Linked DNA regions of Homo sapiens: region 1 is linked to region 2. Evidence: chromatin contacts called from ENCODE Hi-C or POLR2A ChIA-PET data. All regions are on one chromosome and are shown on one strand. Each heading gives the region's core, a stretch centred on a gene start or an enhancer-like site at or near the end of the contact. The rest is flanking DNA. Distances are from core to core; before and after follow the strand shown.

Region 1 (5,252 bases), core at 2,753-5,252, 35 kb after region 2:
TAGATTGACATATATGGCCAATTATTTCCAACAGAGGTACAAAAACAACTTGATGGAGAAAGGATAGTCTTTTTAACAAATTCCGCTGGAACAACTGGACATCCATATGCAAAAAAAGTGAACCTTGACCCATACCACATACCATATACAGAAATTAATTCAAAATGGATTATTGATCTAAATATAAAACCTACAGCCATAAAATTTCCAGAAAAAAAATCAGAAGAAAATCTTTGTGGCATTCGGTTAAGCAAAATATTTTAAACACTAAAAGTATAATCCATAAAAGATCAGGTATCATAAAAGAAAGATTTGATCAATTTGACCATCAAAATTAAAAATGTATGAAAATACAAGCCACGGACTAGCTGGAATGTTTGCAAAACATGTATCTGATAAAGTAGTTGTATTCAGAATATATAAAAAACTCAAAACTCATCAATAAGAAAAATCTCAATTTAAAATGAGCAAAAGATTTGTACAGACGCTTTACCAAAAAAAGAAATATAATAGCAAATAAGCACATGAAAGTGTGCTCAAATTCATTCGTCATTAGGAAAATGTAAATTAAAACCACAATTAGACACCACTCTATACCTATCAGAACGGCTTTAAAAAAAAAACAATTCTGCAGTTTCTTATAAAATTAAACATACCATATTTACCATATGACTCAGCAATTGCATTGACAGGTATTACCTGAGAGAAATGAAAACATGTTCACATAAAAGCCTCTATGCAAACATTTAGGGCTGGGTGTGGTGACTCACATCTGTAATCTCAGCACCTGGGAGGCCGACGCAGGTGGATCACCTGAGGTAAGAAGTTTGAGACCAGCCTGACCAAAATGGTGGAACCCCATCTCTACCAAAAATACAAAAATTAGCCTGGGGTAGTGGCGGGTGCCTGTAATCCTAGCTACTGGGGAGGCTGAGGCGGAGAATTGCTTGAACCCGGGAGGCAGAGGTTGCAGTGAGCCGAGATCGCACCATTGCACTCCAGCCTGGGCGACACGAGTGAAACTCTGTCAAAAAATAAAAGCCTCTATGCAAATATTTATAGTGGCTTTATTTATTCTGACTAAAAATTGGAAACAATAGATAAACCGATTGTGGTACACTTACAAAACGGACTACTACTCAGTGGTAAAAAGGCAAGAATTGATATATGCACAACATGAATGTATCACAGATGCATTCTGCTAAGCAAAAGAAGCTGGACTCAACAGGCTGCTCACTGTCTGATTAAATGCATACGCTGTCCTAGAAAAGGCAAAACTATAGGGACAGGAAATAAATCAGTGGTTGCCAGGGGTTAGGATTGTAGGGTTGGGGAAACGAGTTGACAGAAAGGAGCATGAGGGAATTTTGGAGGCTGATTTTGATGATGGTGATACAAGTATATATATTTGTCAAAACCTATAGAAATTTACACTAAAAATAGTGAATTTTACTGTATGTAAATTATGCTTTGATAGACCTAAAAGCAACATATTAAAACTAAAATTATAAATAAACATAAATGAAAAGATTAAAAGCAAATAATTATGAAGCACCTGGCAGTCCCATTGCCATAAACTGCTCTGATGAGAAAAATGTAGAATTATTATAATTTATTTTTAAGTAATGCAAGAGTTTTCTTGAGCAAGGTTCTATAATGGAATTTTATGAATTCTTTCCTGAGGTAGCCTAACACGTGGTACAAATAATGATACAACAAGATAGAGCTATGCAAGTGTCAAGAGAGAGGCATAAATAAGTGCCATAGAATTTCAGAGGCAGAGAGAATACTTTAAGCTACAGAAATTAAAGAAGCCTTCATGGAAGAGATGGCATCTGAGTTGGGTGCTGATAAAAGGGAATGATGATCTTTATTGTCTATGTAAACAATGTCTATCAGAAAGTTATCTCCTGCAATTTCTCCCTGATCCTCTTATGACCCTGTGAGACAGGTGGGAAAGGTACTATTAATTTCAGTTTCAGTTAAACAAACTAAGACTTAGAGATCAAGTTCCTTTCTTGGCAGAACCAACGCTTGAACTCATGTCTTCTGAGAGTTTGTTATATACTCTGCTCCATGATGTACCCATTCAGAGGAAAAGCTGTGCCTTTTCAGAAGATGGGGAAAGACTGCCAATGGTCCATTTCCACCTTAGGATCCCTCCAAGTGAATCAGCTACTTCTCACCTTTCTCCTGGCCATTGAGAATACTCCACGAGGCTAACATCCTTATTTGAGCCTTTCCTGCTTATGAAAGCAAAAGCCAAGAGAGCAAAGACTTTTTGTGACATTCGTTTAGATTCACGCTTTAAAGGTCTCAAAGCATCTTTTATAAATACTAAAAAAGCAAAAGTCTTGAAAGTTACAAGGACTGCCGCAAATGCATGGTTAAATACGTAATCCAGAAATCATGTAAGATGCAACCTCAGAACTTGTGGAGTGAATTATTAAAGCTGCACTCATTCTTGCAGTGGACCAGTTCCCAGAAAGAACTATGAGGCTATTCTAAGAAGCCTCTTGCTACCTGAAGGAGCGAACCTATTCACACACCTCACCTGGCTGAGCTGTGACCCACAGAGCCCTTTCTTCACCATCCCTTCACCATCCCCACACACTTACTGAGCTCCTTACTTCTGGAGTCTGTCAATGTGATCAACACTGGGCTACACAGAAGGGAGATCAGCAATAGAGCAGAGTCCTCAAGGGAGGAGACCACAGGACAGAGAGGTGGATAGGGCCTGTACGACTTGCTGCTATTGCCATACAAGACAGTACCATTATAAACATCAATTTAATTAACCAAATATTTCCCAAAGGGATGTTATATATGTGTTCCTTAGCCTCAAGGAGCTTATAGTCAGGAAGGTAATTTAAACATTTCTTATCGGCACAGCTGGAAAAACTGCTTTTCTCTGTGCTCCAGTTTCCTCACCCAGTTAAAAGTAAATTTCTCCAGCTATGAAGCTATTGTCATTGTGTATTTATTGAGAGTTTACCTTGTGCCTGGCATTGGATTTTGTAAACCCCATTACATTGACTCCTCAGAACAACGCTGAGTACAAGCCACTCTCCTTATCCCCATTTTATGGGTCAGGAAACTGAGGCTTAGAGGGTTCAGTGACTTGCCCCAGTACATCAGCCTGTAAATGACAGAGCCAGGATTCAAACGCAGGCAGTCTGAGTCAGAGCCCCTGCCCTTACCTCCTGTGATCACTGCCCTGTCAACCCAGCCAGACCCAAGCCCTCTGCAGGAAGGAATGTGGAGATCAAAGGAGTGGGAAGGTTATAAACAGTTTTTAAATCATCTGAGACGAATTCTTCCACATCTAGCTCAACACCAGGCAACAAGAGCATCAAGAAAGGCAACAGGAAAGAAAGATGATCTGCACTGGAGGCCCAGGAGGCTCTTCAGGGTCACAGCTAATCCACGCCCTGAGATTTCAAAACACAGAATGCACTGGGTCTCTAGCCTGCGTCAGATCCACATTTCTTGTGAGGATTGCCAAGCACTTTTTCCCCCAAATCGACACAGACATGGAGAAGATAGGAAAGCATTGTGGGTAACGTTCCCAGGACAGACCAGTGGCAGAGTCAGAGGGAAATGTCTACGTCTAATCTCCCAGCTGCCCTCTGACATCCCATATATATATATATATTTTTTAAGGGTCTTTCTTTAACACAGCACACATTTACCTATTTGCAAAAGAAGGGAAACCCCCGCGTATGGAACCAGAAGAGGGTTTCTTGCAGAAGGTGCCCCAAGGTGTTGCAGTTTGATAACGCTCTCCTCATATCTGTTAAAGAGCGCGGCAAATGTTATCTGGAAGCAGCCGGGACAAGAGCACCCCCAGTTCTGAGCACAGTAACTGGGCTACTCAGAAGTTCCACTGAACGGCATGTCAGTGCCTTACCAATAGTCACACTGAGCTGCTTGCAAAGTAACTGCCACCACATTCCTTTCTTAAAGTGGCCTGATTCCAAAGAGCTTGCCTAGAGCAAGGGGCAGAAGAGCTGCCAAGTGCCTGCCATTTCCAGGAAGGCGCGTGTGCGGGGCCATGGTGGTGGACACATAAGCCAGCATAGGTCATTTGAAAGGTGCAGAGAAGTGAGTGGTCATTGCTAAAATAGTCTGCAAGCAACTCTAAAATGCTCGCCACATCTCGTTTCCTAGTACATGGTAGCAGTACTCCTTCGTTCAGCAAGGGCTGGAGCCAGTTTCCAGAAAGAGCCAGAGGGTAGCAGGCAGGGGATTTCATGGCAGAAATAGTAGACTAAGGTAACTTTGATCCGGGGACGTGAACCAGGCAGTAGGGGGTAGTGGTTAGGTATATCTGGAGTTAGAATGCCTGGGGATGTCTCTGGACTTAGCCACTTAGTAGCTGGGAGCCCTAGGCCATTTACTTATAGTCCGTAAGCCTCTATTTCTTCATCTGTAAGATGAAGTTAGTAATAGTCATCACCTCACAGCACTGCTGTTTGGATCAAATGAGATAATGTATTTAAAGTCCTTAATAGCGTGTCAGACACGGAGTATACAGGCTCTGAATCTGTGTGGTCTACAAACATTGCTCTAAGGTTGCTGCTGTTTCCACAGCTCAGAAGAACAAATTGTTAGCCCCTTTTGTGCCTCAGTTTCTCCAATTATAAAATAGCAACTACACCCCCCTCTACTTGTGGCACTTAAAAATGGGGACATATAGGCTGGATGCAGTGGCTCCCAACACTTTGGGAGGCTAAAGCAGGAGGACCACTTGAACCCAGGAGTTTGAGACCAGCCTGGGAAACAGAGAGACCCTGTCTCTATAAAAAATAAAAAATTAGCCAGGCATGGTGGCACACACCTATAGTCTCAGCTATTTGAGAGGCTGGGGTGGGAGGATCACTTGAGCCTGGGGCTGAGGCTGCAGTGAGCTGTGATCACACCACTGCACTCCAGCCTGGGTGACAGAATGAGACCCTGTCTCAAAAAAAAAGGGGGAGGGAAGACATATAGAAGTAGAAACTTTTTATCATCAGACATAGGCTATCCAGCGTTTACATGGGTACTGGCCATCTTGCCCTTTTTGGGCATCTGTGTAGATTCTGTAAATCCTGGATGACAGGTTTCTGATGAAAACAAATAGCCTATATTTTGTGCTTCTCAAGGCTTTTACAGGGCCAGGAGAAGACACGCAGAGGCAACCACATCTCTTCTGTGATGCCTGAGACACGTCTACAGAAGAGATGCTTGGGGCAGGATGCAGAGCAGTCACG
Region 2 (5,473 bases), core at 102-2,601:
AGGCAATAAGGAGATCACTCGCACTGCCACCATATTCTATGCACAGTATCAGGACACCTCTAATTCAGCATCTGTTTCCCTGTATCAGTCAGACTACTCTGTACTGTTGTGCCATTGAATTCAGATTTCAGTGCCAGGCTTACCCATCAACCCATCAAATATTCGCTCTGCCTAGAATGCTGTCTCTCAACCCCTCCACTCTACCCCACCTCCTTCACTTAACACTAATTCATCCTTTAAGAGCCAGTATAAATGGCGCTTGGGTTGGGTCTCCCTTCATGTGCCCTGCTCCCTGCATTTACGTTTCCTTCTCTCTCCTAGATGCTCCCTGAGCCCAGGGAAATCTGTCTTGGTCACTTCTCTGTCTCCAGGGCCTGGAGCCTGGTGCACCATCAGTACTCCATAGCTGTATTGTGGCTGTCTGTACAAACATTGATTCTGTTCCTATTATGTGGCAGCGCTGTGCTAGGCCTGAGGACACACAGAGGTAAAACAAATTTCCTGCCCTCAAGGAGTTCCTGATAGGGGGAGGAAAATGATGAGCAAGGGAACAGGATATGTAGAATGTATGACTCATGTGGGGGTAAGGATAATGAAGGTTTGGGCTGAGGGCTGTCTGCGGCTTTACGCTATCTTTCTCAGCCCTGGGAAGGTGACATGACACCCCTATCCTAAATCAGCATCAGCCCAGTCCAAGCCCCTGGCCCATGCTGTACCAGTTCAGGTGGGGTACTTCTTACTGCCTCTGTACAAATAATGCTGGTGGTCTGTCCAAGTTAGGCACCAGCATTACCTGGGGAAGCTCAGACAAGATGCTGGAGAGAGGACAGAAGACTGGGATGGCACAAAAAAAAGAGAGAGAAAAGGATAGAGGAGGGGAGAAGGAGAAAAAAAGAAAAGTAGCAGAAAAGAAGAAAAACAAATAAGATAGAATTGAAGGTGAGAAGAGAGGAGTGAGCCCTCTCTGGATTTATGAACAGTTTGGTGGCAATTAGCTTCTGGGCACTTAGGTTTGAAGATTCAGGGAAGGAGGTGACTTGGCAGTGAGGCTGGGCCTGAGGGTTGTGGAGGATCCCTGGGGAGGGTACATGGCAGTGGAGGGGGAGATCACAGCCAGGACATACCTGGAGTGGCCTAGCCAGGAGCGGGGTCTGCCCGGTCGGAGCAGGCTGTGTGCTCGACTGAGCCTCAACCGTGAAAGGGCTGGCTTTTTAAATTATTAAATATCTTGATTCAACAATAACAAAAAGAGGAGCTTAGCCAGTTCTGCCTCAAGGGTAGAATCCTGGCAGTTCCTGAGGCTTGCTGCATCAGATGCCTTCCGGCTTCATGGCTATTTTGGTATTAGGAACTCAGACCCTTGATTCTTCTGTGCACTCATTGAGCAAATATTTACCGTACAACCGTCAGGTGCCAGGCCCTGGGTGGTGGTGGGGAACTCAAGGACAAGACTGATGGTCCCTATCCTTGAGGCAGACAGACTCTATTATAAATATGACGAGGGCTTGAGTCATACATGAAGAATGAAGAATTCTACAGCAGCCATCTAAATAAGACTTCCAAGAAGAGGAAAAGTACTACTACTGACTGTGAATCCTAAATACATGTAAAATTTAAACGGCATTCATTTATTCTGGGCCTCTGTGCAAAGTTTCAGCGAGAAAACTCCCCTTACCCTTTTGTCAACAGCAAATTAAACCACTTTCCTGATTTCAAATGCTGCTTCAGCGAAATGTAACTAAAGGGAGTTTGATGCCATACTGGACGGAAAGCAATTGCACTTATTTTGGGGCATTTTTAGATTCAACAGAGCCAGCCACAGTCCCACAGTTTTTTCCCTAGAAACCAGATCTATTCTTTAAGTAGCTAACCCTTCAGGTCAGGTGTGGAGCCTCTGACTAAGGGGGGTGAAAGTTTTAGCCCCTTTAGAGGTAGGTGTCCCCCAAAGTGAAAGTATTTCTTCCTCCTTTTCCTGTCTTTAAGAATGCAAACATTTCATTACGTGGGTGCTGAGAACTATTTATCTGTGCTTGGCAAAGGGTAAGGGAGTGATTCTAGCTGGGAACATGGATTAATTCTAGGCCACTGGGCTGGTGCATTTATTGGTGCAGAAATATCAGAAAGCACCCTTAGATCTCCCCAGTTTTTACCACATGAATGATGCCCCCTGGACCCTCAAACGTGGGAGCCACAGGTTTTGAGCACAGGCAGGTGGCCTCCTAGCTGCCTTTTATTTGAAGGCTGGAGTGAAATCACCCAGAATCCCCAGAGCCCCAAAACGCTTTGCAATGTTGAGACACAGAAAGATTTCGAGAGGCTAATGATGATTGGAAGGGGAGAAAAGGCCCCAAGGTGAGAGGCATTTCCATGAGCTGGCTGGCTCCAGCCGCCTGGCATTGGCATGCTCAGCACATTCACTCCCGCACAGCCCAGATGCTCATCCCAAGCCTTCCAAGGGCAGGAGAGGCGGTGGCCTGGAGCCAGCTAGGCTGGGAACCCTGGTAGTGTGGACAGGAAGAGAGGTGGCTGTACACTGGGCCTGCTGTCCCCAGGGGACCCAGGCCATCCTACTGGGACCCACCATGGGAAGGAGGCCTCAGCACAGCCCTGCCAGGAGCCAGGCCTTATTTCCAGAGCCCTAACCCTGCCAGTGCAGGAAGGGGGTGAGTCCACCAGCATGGACTGGCTGACAGCCTCTGCTGCCATCAAACCCCGGCATCTCATTCCTCTCTGTTCCTCTTTTCTTTTCAACGGAGTCTCGCTCTGTTGCCAGGCTGGAGTGCAGCGGCGCAATCTTGGCTCACTGCAACCTCCGCCTTCTGGGTTCAAGCAATTCTCTTGCCTCAGCCTCCTGAGTAGCTGGGACTACAGGTGTGTGCCACCACGCCTGGATATTTTTTGTATTTTTTAGTACAGACGGGGTTTCACCATGTTGGTCAGGATGGTCTTGATCTCTTGACCTCATGATCCACCTGTCTTGACCTCTCAAAGTGCTGGGATTATAGGCATGAGCCACCGTGCATGGCCCTCTCTGTTCCTTTCTTTCCCTTTCCTTCCCGGGTTGTGGCCATCCTCATTCCCTGCTATGTGTTAGGTCTTTGCCTAGAAAACTCATCTTCCTCCCTGATCAGCTCTGACCCAGAATTATTGTCTGAATATTGGGACTGGGTGACCTGAAACCCTTCAAAGGTTTAGTTTCAGGTCAAATACACCCATGACACTAAAACCCTCAAATATATCCAGTAATAAGTGAGTTTGTACATGGAACGGGCTGGCACAGAGAAAGCTTGCCATCATGTGAACTCTCATTGTTATCGTCATTACTACTGCTGCTATTACTAGTGGGCCCTGTCCTAGGTGCTGCAGGGGCGTTGGGCAGCTCACTCTCCCCAAGGCCTTAAGATACAGTTAAGGAAACAATACTCAAACCCACCAATTAACTTTTGCAAGCACATAATAAATAAGTGGCAGTTCACTTTAATAACACAAAAGCCATCACAGGGTAATACTGAATTCCATATCAGGTACATGACACATATGGTCAATGCTCGAGGGTTCCAGGAAGAGAGAGGTCATTTCCAATTGGAGTGGTTGAGGGGGCACCTGGTGAAGAAAGCCGCTTTGGATTGTGAAGGGGAGGGGAGCCAGGGAGACAGAATGAGTCCAAGCAGACAGGCATAAAAGGCCAAAGCTAGGCCGGGCATGGTGGCTCACGCCTGTAATCCCAGCACTTTGGGAAGCTGAGGCAGGTGGATTACCTGAGCTCAGAAGTTTGAGACCAGCTTGGCCAACATGGTGAAACCTCATCTCTATTAAAAATACAAAAAATTAGCCAGGCATGGTGGCAAGAACCTGTAATCCCAGCTATTCAGGAGGCTGAGGCAGGAGAATTGTTTGAACTCAGGAGGCAGAGGTTGCAGTGAGCCGAGATCCCACCATTGTACTCCAGCCTGGGCAACAACAGCGAAACTTTGTATCAAAAAAAAAAAAAAAAAAAAAGGCCAAAGCTTATTCAGGGGCTAGGGAATAGCTACAGGTTAGAGAAAAGCAGGTTTTTGGTTTATTTATTTGTTTATTTTGAGATGGAGTCTCGCTCTGTTGCCTAGGCTGGAGTGCAGTGGTGTGATCTCGGCTCACTGCAACCTCCGCCTCCCGAGTTCAAGCGATTCTCTTGCCTCAGCCTCCCAAGTAGCTGGGACTACAGGCGTGCACCACCATACCCAGCTAATTTTTTATATTTTTATTAGAGATGGGGTTTCGCCATATTGGCCAGGCTGGTCTTGAACTCCTGACCTCGTGATCCACCCACCTTGGCCTCCCAAAGTGCTAGGATTACAGGGGAAAGCAGGTTTTAAACAGGATGTGGAAAGCTTTGAATGAGAGGCTAAGAAGTTTAGATTTAATCCTAGAGGCAAAAGGAAGCACTGAAGGTGTGGCAGGGTCATTTCCTGAAATATGAATTTGTAAGGCCCCCAATGTTAATAAAGACACAAAATGTTTCAGATTACATCTCAAAGGAAGTATGCAAAATGCATACGAAGAAAACCTTAAAAGGCTCCTGAGGCAGGCACAAGAAAATCTGGACAAATGGAAAGGCATGCTGAGGTCTTGAATAAAAAACTCAACATCATCAAGATATCAATTTACCCTAAATCAATATATATTTAATAGTGTTTTAAATATATTTAAATTATACAATTTGAATTTGTGGGAAAAAAGACAAATGATTAAAAACTTCATTGAAAAAACATGCAACCACAAATAGGAATATTCCAAAAAATAAGAGTAATAAAGGGCTACCAACCTTTCCAGATGTTTTGTCTATCAAAGAATAGTGTAAACTTATAGTAAAACTGTGTTGTACTAGCATATGAAAAGATGGATATACCAATGGGACAGAAATAGTCCCAGTACATACAGGCATTTAATGGCTGATACAGGTGGCATTTCTAATAGGAAGGGGAAAGATGAATTACTCAATAAGGAGTATTGGCAAAACTGGATGGCCAAGCAGGAAAAGTTAGTTACATTCATACCTCATACTCCAGGATAAATTTCATGTGGGTCAAAAATTGAAATGTAAAAAATGAAACTATAAAAATACCAAAATCAGGCTGGGCGTGGTGGCTCACGCCTGTAATTCCAGCACTTTTGGGATGCTAAAGCAGGTGGATCACTTTGGGTCAGGAGTTCGAGATCAGCCTGGCCAATATGATGAAACGCCGTCTCTACTAAAAATATAAAAATTAGCCGGGCATGGTGTTGCGCGCCTGTAATCCCAGCTACTCAAGAGACTGAGGCATGAGAATCGCTTGAACTTGGGAGTTGAAGGTTGCAGTGAGCCGAGATCCCACCACTGTGCTCCAGCCTGGGTGACAGAATGAGACCCTGTCTCAAAACAACAATAACAACAACAACAACAAATCAATCATGGTAAATGCTTTCTACAATGTTAGTGTAGGGAAGGGCTTTC

The links. A loop is a pair of places that touch in the nucleus more often than their neighbours do. ChIA-PET counts read pairs that join two places held with the same protein, here RNA polymerase II (POLR2A). Pooled maps may share reads with other maps.
Region 1: a map of PC-3 shows a loop between it and region 2 (4-fold over the local background). The contact joins two enhancer-like sites. A Hi-C loop is called at or near these places in 5 of 168 maps with a recorded cell type or tissue (HepG2, PC-3, PC-9 and 2 more) and 1 of 50 pooled maps. POLR2A ChIA-PET finds 5 or more read pairs at or near these places in 1 of 52 experiments (activated T-cell).

Annotation. Positions count from the first base shown.
Region 1 is chr14:64,838,102-64,843,353 of GRCh38, forward strand. All of the region lies in intron 1 of SPTB (spectrin beta, erythrocytic), which reads right to left. Among named protein-coding and RNA genes, the nearest start is that of SPTB, 39 kb to the right of the region's middle. Within about 2 kb of position 4,003, at least 6 of the 41 ENCODE cell types and tissues checked have a DNase peak (open chromatin) inside an H3K27ac peak, as active enhancers do.
Region 2 is chr14:64,805,285-64,810,757 of GRCh38, forward strand. All of the region lies in intron 2 of SPTB (spectrin beta, erythrocytic), which reads right to left. Among named protein-coding and RNA genes, the nearest start is that of MIR7855, 22 kb to the left of the region's middle. Within about 2 kb of position 1,352, at least 11 of the 41 ENCODE cell types and tissues checked have a DNase peak (open chromatin) inside an H3K27ac peak, as active enhancers do.